2 separate regions of the Homo sapiens genome follow, and region 1 is linked to region 2. A link is a loop called in an ENCODE intact Hi-C map of the cell type or tissue named here. Cell type or tissue: lower leg skin. All regions are shown on one strand. Links, peaks and the distances in the headings refer to the core of each region. The heading gives the core; the rest is flanking DNA. Region 1 holds the start of CNTLN (centlein). Region 2 overlaps CNTLN (centlein).

Evidence for each region. Peaks named below come from ENCODE experiments on the same cell type or tissue, not always from the same donor. Only the 100,000 strongest peaks of a DNase experiment are listed, where the experiment ranks them.
Region 1: a loop joins it to region 2, with 3 times the contacts of the local background. A loop is called at or near these places in 6 of 110 quality-filtered maps.

The regions. Positions count from the first base shown.
Region 1 is chr9:17,132,815-17,138,203 of GRCh38, reverse strand. CNTLN (centlein) reads right to left here and starts at 3,164. Exons shown (of 26, transcript NM_017738.4): 1 at 2,779-3,164. The coding sequence starts at 3,138. RefSeq lists an enhancer at 2,320-2,883. In lower leg skin, for the core only: no CTCF peak of the experiment used is centred there; DNase peaks (open chromatin) are centred at 2,575, 2,803 and 3,243; H3K4me3 peaks cover 554 bases.
Region 2 is chr9:17,461,996-17,467,384 of GRCh38, reverse strand. It overlaps CNTLN (centlein), which reads right to left. Exons shown (of 26, transcript NM_017738.4): 20 at 4,372-4,469; 21 at 2,762-2,888; 22 at 1,267-1,404; 23 at 494-679. Among named protein-coding and RNA genes, the nearest start is that of SH3GL2, 110 kb to the left of the region's middle. In lower leg skin, for the core only: no CTCF peak of the experiment used is centred there; no DNase peak of the experiment used is centred there.

The sequences.
Region 1 (5,389 bases), core at 207-5,206, 330 kb after region 2:
CCCAGCATCCTTTATCACAAACAGAACACATTCTTGAAATATATAATCAAAATTAAAAGTGTAGTGGAGTTAGGTTCTAAATTAGTGAAATAGGGCATTAAATGCCATGGATGCAAAATTACCCTTTGGAACACCCTTGAAAAATTCCTTAGGAAAAAGCTACATTTGGAAGCTTACCTACTACCCTCAGTAAGTCCAATACAGATAGCTTTTCTTCCCTCATTGAAATTAATCACTTTTTCTTCATATAAGCATTATTTATAGTTCAGTTGCTAATCAGGGGGCCATATTTTTTTAAAGTTTAATTAGATAATACAATCACTTAGAGTGGGATGAGATGCTGATATTAAGAGAAACATTTGATTGCTTTCTATTACATGCTTATTCTGAGGCATTCCAATGATGTAGAATGGTATGGGGAATTACTCAAACTTCACCAAGCACACATCACTGAATTCCCATAAGTTGAATGTGAAAGCAAAACAAATTAAATGAAGCTACTACTTATGACCATGGACTAATTAGCAGTGTTCTTTTTCCTAAACTGTATGTTTCAAGCCTTGTTGGGTTCTGAAATTAATTTAGATCTGGACAGCATTTTTTAAAGGAATAGAACTGAAAAAATATCAGCCCACACAGTATTAGGGCATGTATTCTTTCTGAAAATATATGTTTGTATATGTGTGTACTTACTAGATTGAGATACAAAATTTTACTTCGAGTTGTAATTTTCAGCAGTTTTAATGCTATGTATTCTTGGGTACTGTGATCTCTAGCTGAATAAATAAGCGGGAGAGTATACTTTAAAAGATATAAAAGTGAATATTTAATCACCTAAATGCTTTTTACAAAACAATTGGGAGTTCAATTACTATTTTTCCCCAAGATTCCCGAAGAGCAGGAGTCTGATTTGACTAAGATTTTTATGGTGCGGGATACTGCCTACAATTATATAAGAGTATTAATATTACAAAATCTAAGAGATCATCATTCTAGACTATTATGACCATCTCTGTATTCTTACATTTGCCAAGAGTATGTCAATCATTTTCCTAGTCTATATATGTCCGAGGTCACAAAAGCCAACACCATGTTTGGAGCCACATTTTTAAAGAATGTAAGTATTTGTGGGAAGAGGTTCATCAGGCTGTTTCCAATAGACTGACTTCCTTAACCAAGTCGGTCATAAAAAAGTATCTTAGCTCTTTAGCCAGCTAAAGGCCTAACTATGTGGGGAGGCAGAAGTGGGAGGAAAGAGTGCGGAAAATATGCCAAAGAGTGTCTTAGATTAGGACTCAGAGTATCAAAGGCCTTTATCATGGGTTCACATCTTAAAACTCCCCAAAGGGTGAGGTCTGCAGATGACAAATGCTTCAATTCATTGTTGTCATTTATTTATCCCTTTGCTCCTTATCCAACGAAGAACAGAAAAATGGTAAAACGAAAAGAGGGCACCATATTAAATGTCCCAACCTTGTTTAACCAAAGGCACATTCAATTTGAAGATGGTCCCATTTTTACACCCTTCACTCAGTCAGCAAGGACCTATAAAATGGGCAAAAGAATCCAACAGAACAAACTATGAGAGAATGAATTTCTGTAATCCCAGCACTTTGGAAGGCCAAGGCTGGCGGACCACGAGGTCAGGAGATCGAGACTGTCCTGGCTAACACGGTGAAACCCCATCTCTACTAAAAATACAAAAAATTAGCCAGGCGTGGTGGCGGACACCTGTAGTCCCAGCTATTCGGGAGGCTGAGGCTGGAGAATGGCGTGAACCCGGGAGGCGGAGCTTGCAGTGAGCTGAGACTGCACCACTGCACTCCAGCCTGGGCGACAGAGAATGAATTTCATGAACTGTTTTATTAAACTGATGATACTGTTCACAAAGTTACTTTGATGTTCAGCAGCTCCTAATTGGTTTCTAAGTTGAAGACAGAGTGACTTAAAGATCTACTGTTCAGTGAGTTTCCCACATCCAATCTCCCAACCCTATCTAAAGGTTCTGGTAAAATCAAAAGAGATGATGGTAAGGATGCAAAACTAAAGGAAAATTCAATCTCTTTGAACATGAGTATAGTCAAGTCCATCCTTACAAAAACTCTACAAACAGGAAAGTAATTTTAATGCAATTGATTTAGCAAATGTTTTTCACTGGCAAGATCACATGAAAATGTGATTTCTCACTCAAGGACCGCGGAATTACCATAGCTGGTTAATAAACAAGTACCAAGCATCATCTATTGTTAAGTTCCCGGCTCTGAGACTTTCTAAACGTTACTCGTCTGTGTTTACAACTTAAGTTTGACTGGGTAAAAACAAAGCCAAGTGTGGGTTTGAAATTTTAAAAACAGGCTCCTTCATCGATGGATTTTACTCTAACCGAAGTGTTTACACTTTCCTGTTCATTTCAACTAGTGGACTGCATGTCACTCCTGGGCCCCCGGCAGGTATCAGCTACCGTCACCACCAAGAACTTGGGCTTGGGGGGGAAGCGGAGAGGATGCGACTGCGAGTATCCAAGTGACCAAAACCAAACCCGGGCGCGGAGGCGAAGCCTGTCTGGCCGCAGTTCGGAAAGGGGCAGGGGCCCGGGTTTGGGGAGCCGGGCGCAGCCGCGTCCCTCCAGCCCCCGGCCGCGAGCGAAGCAGGGTGTGCATCTGCCAGGGAGCGTCGCTGGGCGGGGTAGGTCCCAAGGCAGAGGGAGAAAGGCGCGCCTCCCCACGGGTCCCGGCCCCGCTGTGGTGGGGAAAGGGGGACTGCGAGACTCCTCGATACCTGACACAGGGCCAACTCCTCCTTTAGGCTGCTCAGCTCTTCCTCCAGCAGCTGCGTCCGGGTCACCATCGCCTCCTCTACCGAGATGCCCTCTAGCCGTCTGGACCCCATGGGCGCGCTGAGGAGGGGAGCATGAGCCGGAGCTGCCCCCCCAGGCCCTCGCCGGCCCCCTGACCCTTCTTCACCCACCCAGATTTTATCACTTTCGTCCGCGACCACCTCCCGCGCTGCGCCGGCAAAACCCGAGGCCTCGCTGCGCATTGCGTGTACTTCAGCTCCCCGCCCAACACGTGGGGACCTGGGGCCCAGCTGTCGCGCTGGGGGCGAAGGGTGCGGTGAGGGAGGCGAACGCGCCGCCATGGCTGCGGCTGCTAACGGGTCAAGTTCCCTGTTGGAAACTCCACCTCCCTTTCCCCAACCCGGCGAGCCCGGAACGCCGAACCGCGCATGCGCGAGGCTTTTCCCGCCTTGGCCCGCGGTGTCCCGTGTTCTCTGGTCCTGGCCGGCTTCCCGCGGGCAATGCGCCCAGCGCGAGCCTTGGGGTACGCACGCGCCGTGGCCCGAAAGGGTAAGGCCGGTCCGCCGGGCAGGCCATCCCAGCGTCCTGTGCCTGAGTCCTTGGCCAGGATCGCCTGGATTTCCCGCCCACCTAAAGCCCTGCCTGCCACTTACATCCCACCTCTTAAAGCCTTCCTTGACAAGCCCCCAGCCCCAAATGATCCTTAACTGTGAAATCCCTCTCCTTCAAGGCCCCTGCCAACTCGTGTGACACGTTTCATTGACCGCCCTGGAGTGTCAGTTACACGGCTAATCTCCCCAGCCCTGTTGTAAGCTCCTTGAGGATCAAGGAATACGTTTTACACTTAAGTGTTTTCTTCACACCCCTTGGCAAAACTGCTTTAGTACAGCTGACATCCAGCTGACTAATGTCAAGGAGATGTGGAAAGCCTTGTGCTGATCTGGGACTATCAAGCAGGTTTCCAACTTGAATGATGATCCTTTGTACACCCTTTGTCTTTTGTTTTGCAGGAGTCATGATTTCCTTTGAGTTTTTATGTCAGCTTCTTTATGCGTTGGCTGGATATCAGAGGAAGTGTAGCCCACATTGCTGAACAGTTTGGGTCCTTGGAGCAGTTTGAAATCAGTAATTTGGAGCGTGGATGAAGAAACAAGACCTACTTTATCTTTTGTTCTCTTTTTTTTCTTTTTCTTCTGGCTTTCTTTATAAACTTCAAATAGGTAGTAATCGTATCTTTCTTTGCCCTTCAAATACTTTGTTACTATTGATAAGATTAATGAGATGCATATTGAGCTGGCACCAGAACATCCCTGAAAGTTAGAACTGCCCTCTTCTTCAGAAAGGGTTCCAGAATACTTGGGGAAAGCTGAGATGGGGGTTGAGAGCAGAAGTAGAGAGATGACCACTTTACTGTTAACTTCATTTAACCAAAATATCACCATCTCTGCATGAGAATCTAGTCAGGATGCCAAAAGACACCCTCCCAATTAGAATCCTGCCAAGGCAACCAAGATAAGTGGACTTCTTTCAAACTGAAGGTGAATTCCTCACAAAAACTTATTAAAGAGTACATTAGAAAAAGTATGTTTATAAGCCTGTCTTAGAACTAGCTAACCTACTGAACATTTACCATATGCTGAGTCCAGTGCTAAGCACTTTTCATATATGAACTCACTTAATACATATGTCACCTTCAATTAGATTATTATATATCTCCATTTTTACTAGTGAGGAAACAGACTTGCAAGGTTACTGTAACTTCTCTGAAGTGCCATGTCTGGTATCAGAAAAGCTAGGCTTTGAATTCACTGAATTCCACTTAACTCTGAAAACCTGTACTTTGATCGCTACCCTGTCTCCACACCTGTGACTTGAAATACAACATTTGGTCTTGATAGTCTGTGAGATTTCACTAGACTTAAGACTGGGAAGTCTAACCACATAAGTTACGTGTTTGGCCCCAAATCAGTATTAATGCACATTTTTAATTGCTGTATGTCATTCACTCAAAAGGACATCATTTCACCTGATCATAAAAAGATCCTTTTGAAAAGCAGTGGTATAAATATGTATATGTGACCTCCCAAAAGGATAATATCCTGACTCTTTGACTAGGCATTTTTTTAAATTTTGTCTTTATTGGAGCAAAATACACAAAATACACAACATAAAATTTACCATCGTAGGCATTTTAAATGGCTACAAATAGGCCAGGCGTGGTAGCTCACGACTGCAATCCCAGCACTTTGGGAGGCCGAGGCTGGTGGATCACTTGAGACCAGGAGTTCGAGACCAGCCTGGACAACATAGTGAAACCCCGTCTCTGCTAAAAATACAAAAATTAGCTGGGAGTGGTGGTGCATTCCCGTAATCCCAGCTACTAGAGAGGCCACGGCAGGAGAATCATTGGAACACGGGAGGCAGAGGTTGCAAACAGCCAAGATCATACCACTGCACTCCAGCCTGGGTGATAAAGCAAGACTGTCTCAAAAAATAAATAAATAAATAAAATGGCTACAAATAAAAAACAATTCAGCAGCATTAACTACATTCACCATGTTAGGCAACCACCACCACTATCTGGTTCCAGAA
Region 2 (5,389 bases), core at 321-5,320:
TAATTTCTAGATGGTACACCTCTGCAGATACTTGAGTTTGTCTTCTCTTTGTTCTGTTTGTCATGTGCCATTCCTCTGTCTATTCCATGTCTTGATAGTTTGTGGCCTGGGATTCAGATGTCTCTTAGCATCACTGAACACTGAGCAAGTTTCTGGTTGTTCCTGCTTGAACGATTTTCAAAAGGAGAGTAGGGTGGGAACAGCTTAATTCTTTCAACTTAAAACCTGTCCAGATGACTTGACTACTACAATTTCATAACTAAATTGACATTAAGAAAGAAATATTAATAAGATGGTAGAAAATTTTAAATTCAAACTATAAAAATAAATTCTTTATGGAGGAATTATTAGCAATGTGATAAATAGGGTAGAAGAAGATGCTTTCTGTGTTAGGAAAGCAGAAAGAAACTTTATTCCCCAAATCATCTCAAGTAGGCTACTGCCTATCTGCCTAAAGTAAAGTACAAGTTAGTAAACGACAAGTAATTCAAACCTTCACAAATGTGGTGAACTCTTCTACTTTTTCATTGGCTAACAGCAATGTCTTCTGTGCACCTTCTAGGACCTGTTCACTTTGCAATGCTAATTCTTGAAGCTGCTTAGATGCTGCTGTTTCAATTTCTGCCATTGCAGATTCAGTCTCACTTATTCTTGATACTAGGAGAGTAAGCTTGAGATCCTGCAAAAGATCAGCAGTCATAAAATAAAAGATATTTTATAAACAGATTTGGAAGAGTTAGTTATACATGTCAAATAAGGAAAATATTTTATTATTCTCTCTATGTATTTATTATTTGGGTAAAATTAATGATTATTTTCATTAACTTTCAATAAAACATCCTAAGTACATATTCTCATATACTTATCATCTAAATTAGTTTATGATTTTTAAAGATTACAAATAATTAAAAGCATGGAAGCTATTTTAGACCAAAAGATCCTCCACATAACATGGAAACATTTAGTTTGAAAGTTTAAGTGGGCCTACAAAATTTAGATCTACTTGTATAAATACCAGTGTTCAATAATAGTTTTCATTTCTTAAAAACTATCAAGACAAACACAACCTGTTTTCTCTAATACAGAAATATCTTTAATGTTAAACCAATGTTTGGCGTTTCATGTAGAGATACAAATCCTCTTTGCACTTATCTGAAGTGTTTAAGTAGCTTGTGGTTTTGGGAAGGAAAAAGCAACAATGTTAAAAATGAAACAAACACGATTATATTCCATCTGTAATCTAAAATGCCCTTTTTAAAAGCATACCTTTTTTTCTAACTCCTCTTTAGATTTCTGATACATCTGTTCATACTGTGACTTTTCTTTTACAGCAACGTTAAGTCTTTGCTTTAGTGAATCAATTGATACCTTCTTGTTGGAACATTCTTCAGTTAATGTCTTTACCTACATTAAAAGCATAAAGGTAATTATTATTGTTGAAGGCATTCTAGTAATATACTGTGTTTGTTCCAACAGAAACTAAATGAGTGAATGAGTCTACTTCCATTTATTTTCTCATAACGCTATCAAATTCAAGTATTATACTTACAGAACTCATATTATGAATGAAAGTAACAATCCTTAAATCAGTAACAAAAACTAAAATTGCACACAAACTAAATGAATACTGGTATGTTTATTCTTGCACCCAATAACACAATATTAATGTTCACTACATATCCATTAATTACTAATCTAAACTTCCTAAGGCAGGAGATGATTGTTTTGACTCTGAAACAAGCCAAGTTAAAGGTAACTTTCCATTGTATTCTCTAAAATAACTATTACATACCTTTTTTTGGATGAAATAAAACAATAGGATATTTTATATATATATATAGCTTATTTATAAGATTATAATATGTGTATGTAACTCAAAGCATAACAGAAAAAATAGTTTTTCAGTTTAATGCCACTAAAGATATATGTTATTTATATAAAGATTCCAAGGCTATGTATGAAATTATTATTGAAGTTAAAAAATAGCAAAATTGAAAGGATAACATTGAAAAAGCCTATAGGAAGTGATTTTAACTTGCACAGATGTGTGGAAGAGAAGAGAAAGAAAATCCATATGGATTTGTCATGCTCATGTAAAAGTTTCTTTCTTAAATCAATTTGACCTAAGAGATACTTAAATTTTCATTTTCAACAAGGAAAGTAAAGGAGATGTTCTCTCAGGTGTGGATAACATTTAGTGAATGCCAAAGCACAGGGTGCTTTATGAGTTGTGAAAAAAGCACCTTCAAAAAAAAAAAAACAAAAAAAACCCTTCTACTTTGGGTCATATATTACGTAACTACTTTAACTACAACTCCCTTTGCATGTACAACTCCATTCCCATGTAAAATTCATTAAGGGTATCCAAGAAGAAAGTACATTTTTAAAGAACTTCTGATAGTTATAGGTAATCAAGTTTTCACTAAGAAATATAAGCTTGATTCTATCATAAATTACAGTTTTAAATAAAATACTGAATAAAATGTAATTATGTATCCTAGAAATATTGAGGATTTTTAATCTTCTCATGGGATATTTATAAATAGAAACAGAATGTGTGGCCATATTATGTATGAGGTTTTAGAGAATTGAATTTTAAAATAAATAATGTACTTTCAGAGCAAAGAGTGTTACTTTGTAACAGTAAATACATATCCTATCAATATTTTCTATACATTTATTAGGATTAAATGTTTGTGGTAAGAGAGTAATTACAACAGGAAGTGATATTTTTAGTGTCAGTAAAGATAAAAATTGATACCTTTTTATCAAGATTTTGTAACATTTCACTAAAACTCTTGTTACTTTCCAAATTTACTTTCTGTCGAAATTTCAAGTCCTCTATCAAATGTCTTTTCATAGTTATATCCCTCTCCATTCGAGATATCCTTGAAAAAAAAAAAGGTGACATCAAGAGTGACAGAAAATACCTTAACAGTGGTGATATCTTACATTTTATCCAATATTATACCTACTGTTACTTTTTAAATGCTACGTGATATTGACACTGTAAATCAGTAAAATGAATTGCACTGCATAAGATATTGTTCTTTTAATATTTTGAACACTTGTAAAATCTATAGTTGTGACTTGGTAATTATATAATTACATATATGTATTAAAACAAAATATATAAGAAATGAGAAAAATTAATAACACTTATGAAAACTTAGAACTATTTCATTTAAATTACATTTTTACATTGCTGTGAAAAATCAAAGTGATATATGAAGATAATCAAAAGCATAAAAATGATAAGAAAAAAATCTTATACTTCAATAAACAAATGCAAACTCTTGTAATGAAACTAAATTAGCCATAATATCTTCTAATTTAATATAATTTGAGATTCAATCCACACAGCTGTTTAGCATAAGTTGATGAACTATTAAGTATAAAATGGTAGATGCTGTGAGAACCACTGCTACTGCTGCTGCTGCTGCTGCTACTACTAAAACAAGAATGACAATAGCTAACATGTATCGAAGGCTTACAATGTTCCAGTCACTGTTATAAGTGCTTTACATGTATTAACTCATTTATTCCTCGTAAGAACCTAATTTAATATTATTAAATTTAGGCATAGGCCTAGTAGGTAGGGAAGCCAGGATTCAAAGAGTGTTAATCTAGAGCCCTGTTAAACAATAAGCAAGACTTACTCTTAATTGATAAATAAACTTCAAAATATTATCAGTTAAAAAATTAACCAAGCTTTTTGTCTAATGCTTTTATCTATTCATATCACTTTTAAGTGCTCTTCACTTATAATGAGGTCTACAGGTGTGTTTGTGAGATACATATATCTCAAATGTATCAGTGACAACTGGAATTCTATCTAAACATCTTACTATTTCTAAGCAATAGTGTAGCTTTGAAAGATACAGAAAGAAAATAATTTTGATTCAGTGGGATAGAGCATTTAAAATCTTTGTACTGATAAACACAAGAGTACAAACTTCCATAACCTCCAGTTATTTTAAACACAAACAAAACTTTCCTTTTTTTACCTTAGCTTTATAAGCTTAGGCATTAAATCCAATACAAATACTAATCATATATTTGGGGGGCCAAATAACCACCACGTTGTAAAGTTTTTCATTCATTGTCTCGAAGCCATTAATTTGTATTTATTCAAAATTAAATATGTTTAATAACGGAAATTTAACTTCATCATTATCTAATTTAAAAAAGTAAATAGCTTGCCATTAATCATGCTATACATAGTATTCCTTAAACTTTCATCTTAGGTAGGTTTAAATATGAACTAGGGAAGGAAAACGTAAACATTAGCAGTTTCTTGGAGCACGTTTAATAGAGCTGGTTGCCACTAGGTGGCACCAAATACAATGGATAGAAATACAAAAACCATACTTTTCATGCATTTCCTTTATGTGTTCTTCTTTTGCTAGGAGTTCAAATTTCAAAGTCTTCACATTTGATGACTGTTTAGTGAGTTCATTAGTAGCATTCTAGATTAAAAATAGAAATAAATTTAAATATACCTTACAACCTTGGTCTAAGGCAGCATAAAAATAAGTGCCATTCTAAAGAAGAATACCTCTACAATAATTATGGTAAACAATAATTAAAATGAATATTTTAATATTTTAAATGCTTTATTTTATATGCTGTAATAGAAATAATAATACTAAAACTTTTATATAACATGCCAAACTATAGAGGAACACAATCATTTAAGAATTGCAAAGAGTATGTATCCAAAATACATTTACAGGAAATATGAGTTGTCCTGGTATAATGTAAATATGTGAATAATTAAGAATTTTAATGATTTAAGAAGATCACTTAAAACAAATACTGGATTTACTAACATCTTAGACGAAATATGGTCACAAATGCTTTGCTGCTCATCAAGCAGGGGAATCCATTTCCTAACCCACTGAACGTAGTCTGGCTTGTGACTTGCTTTGTCGAAAAGAATGCAGCAGAAATGAATTGTGTAAATTTCAGTTCCCAGGCCTTAAAGCTTTGTGGCTTCTCTCTTTCCCTTCTTGGAATGCTGCTCCAGGATCACCTTGCTAGGAATACAGTTGATGTATCATGTGGAAGTGTACCAAGGTACTCCAGCTGACAGGTAGTAGACCAATTGTCCGATCTATGAGTGAGGCTATTTTGTATCTTCCAACTAGGGAAATCTTTGGTTTGAAAAAATCCAGGGATATGAGGTAGCCCAGAAGAGACCAGCAAAAGAACTTCCCAGTCAACCCACAAAATCTTAAGAAATAATAAACTGTTGTTTTAAGCCACGATGTTTCGGGATAGTTTGTTAGAGAATAATGGTAACTGATAGAAAACCTCATGAATACTCAATCCTTCTTTACTTGAAGTTATTAATAATGCTACTTATTACATTATTTGTAAATAATTA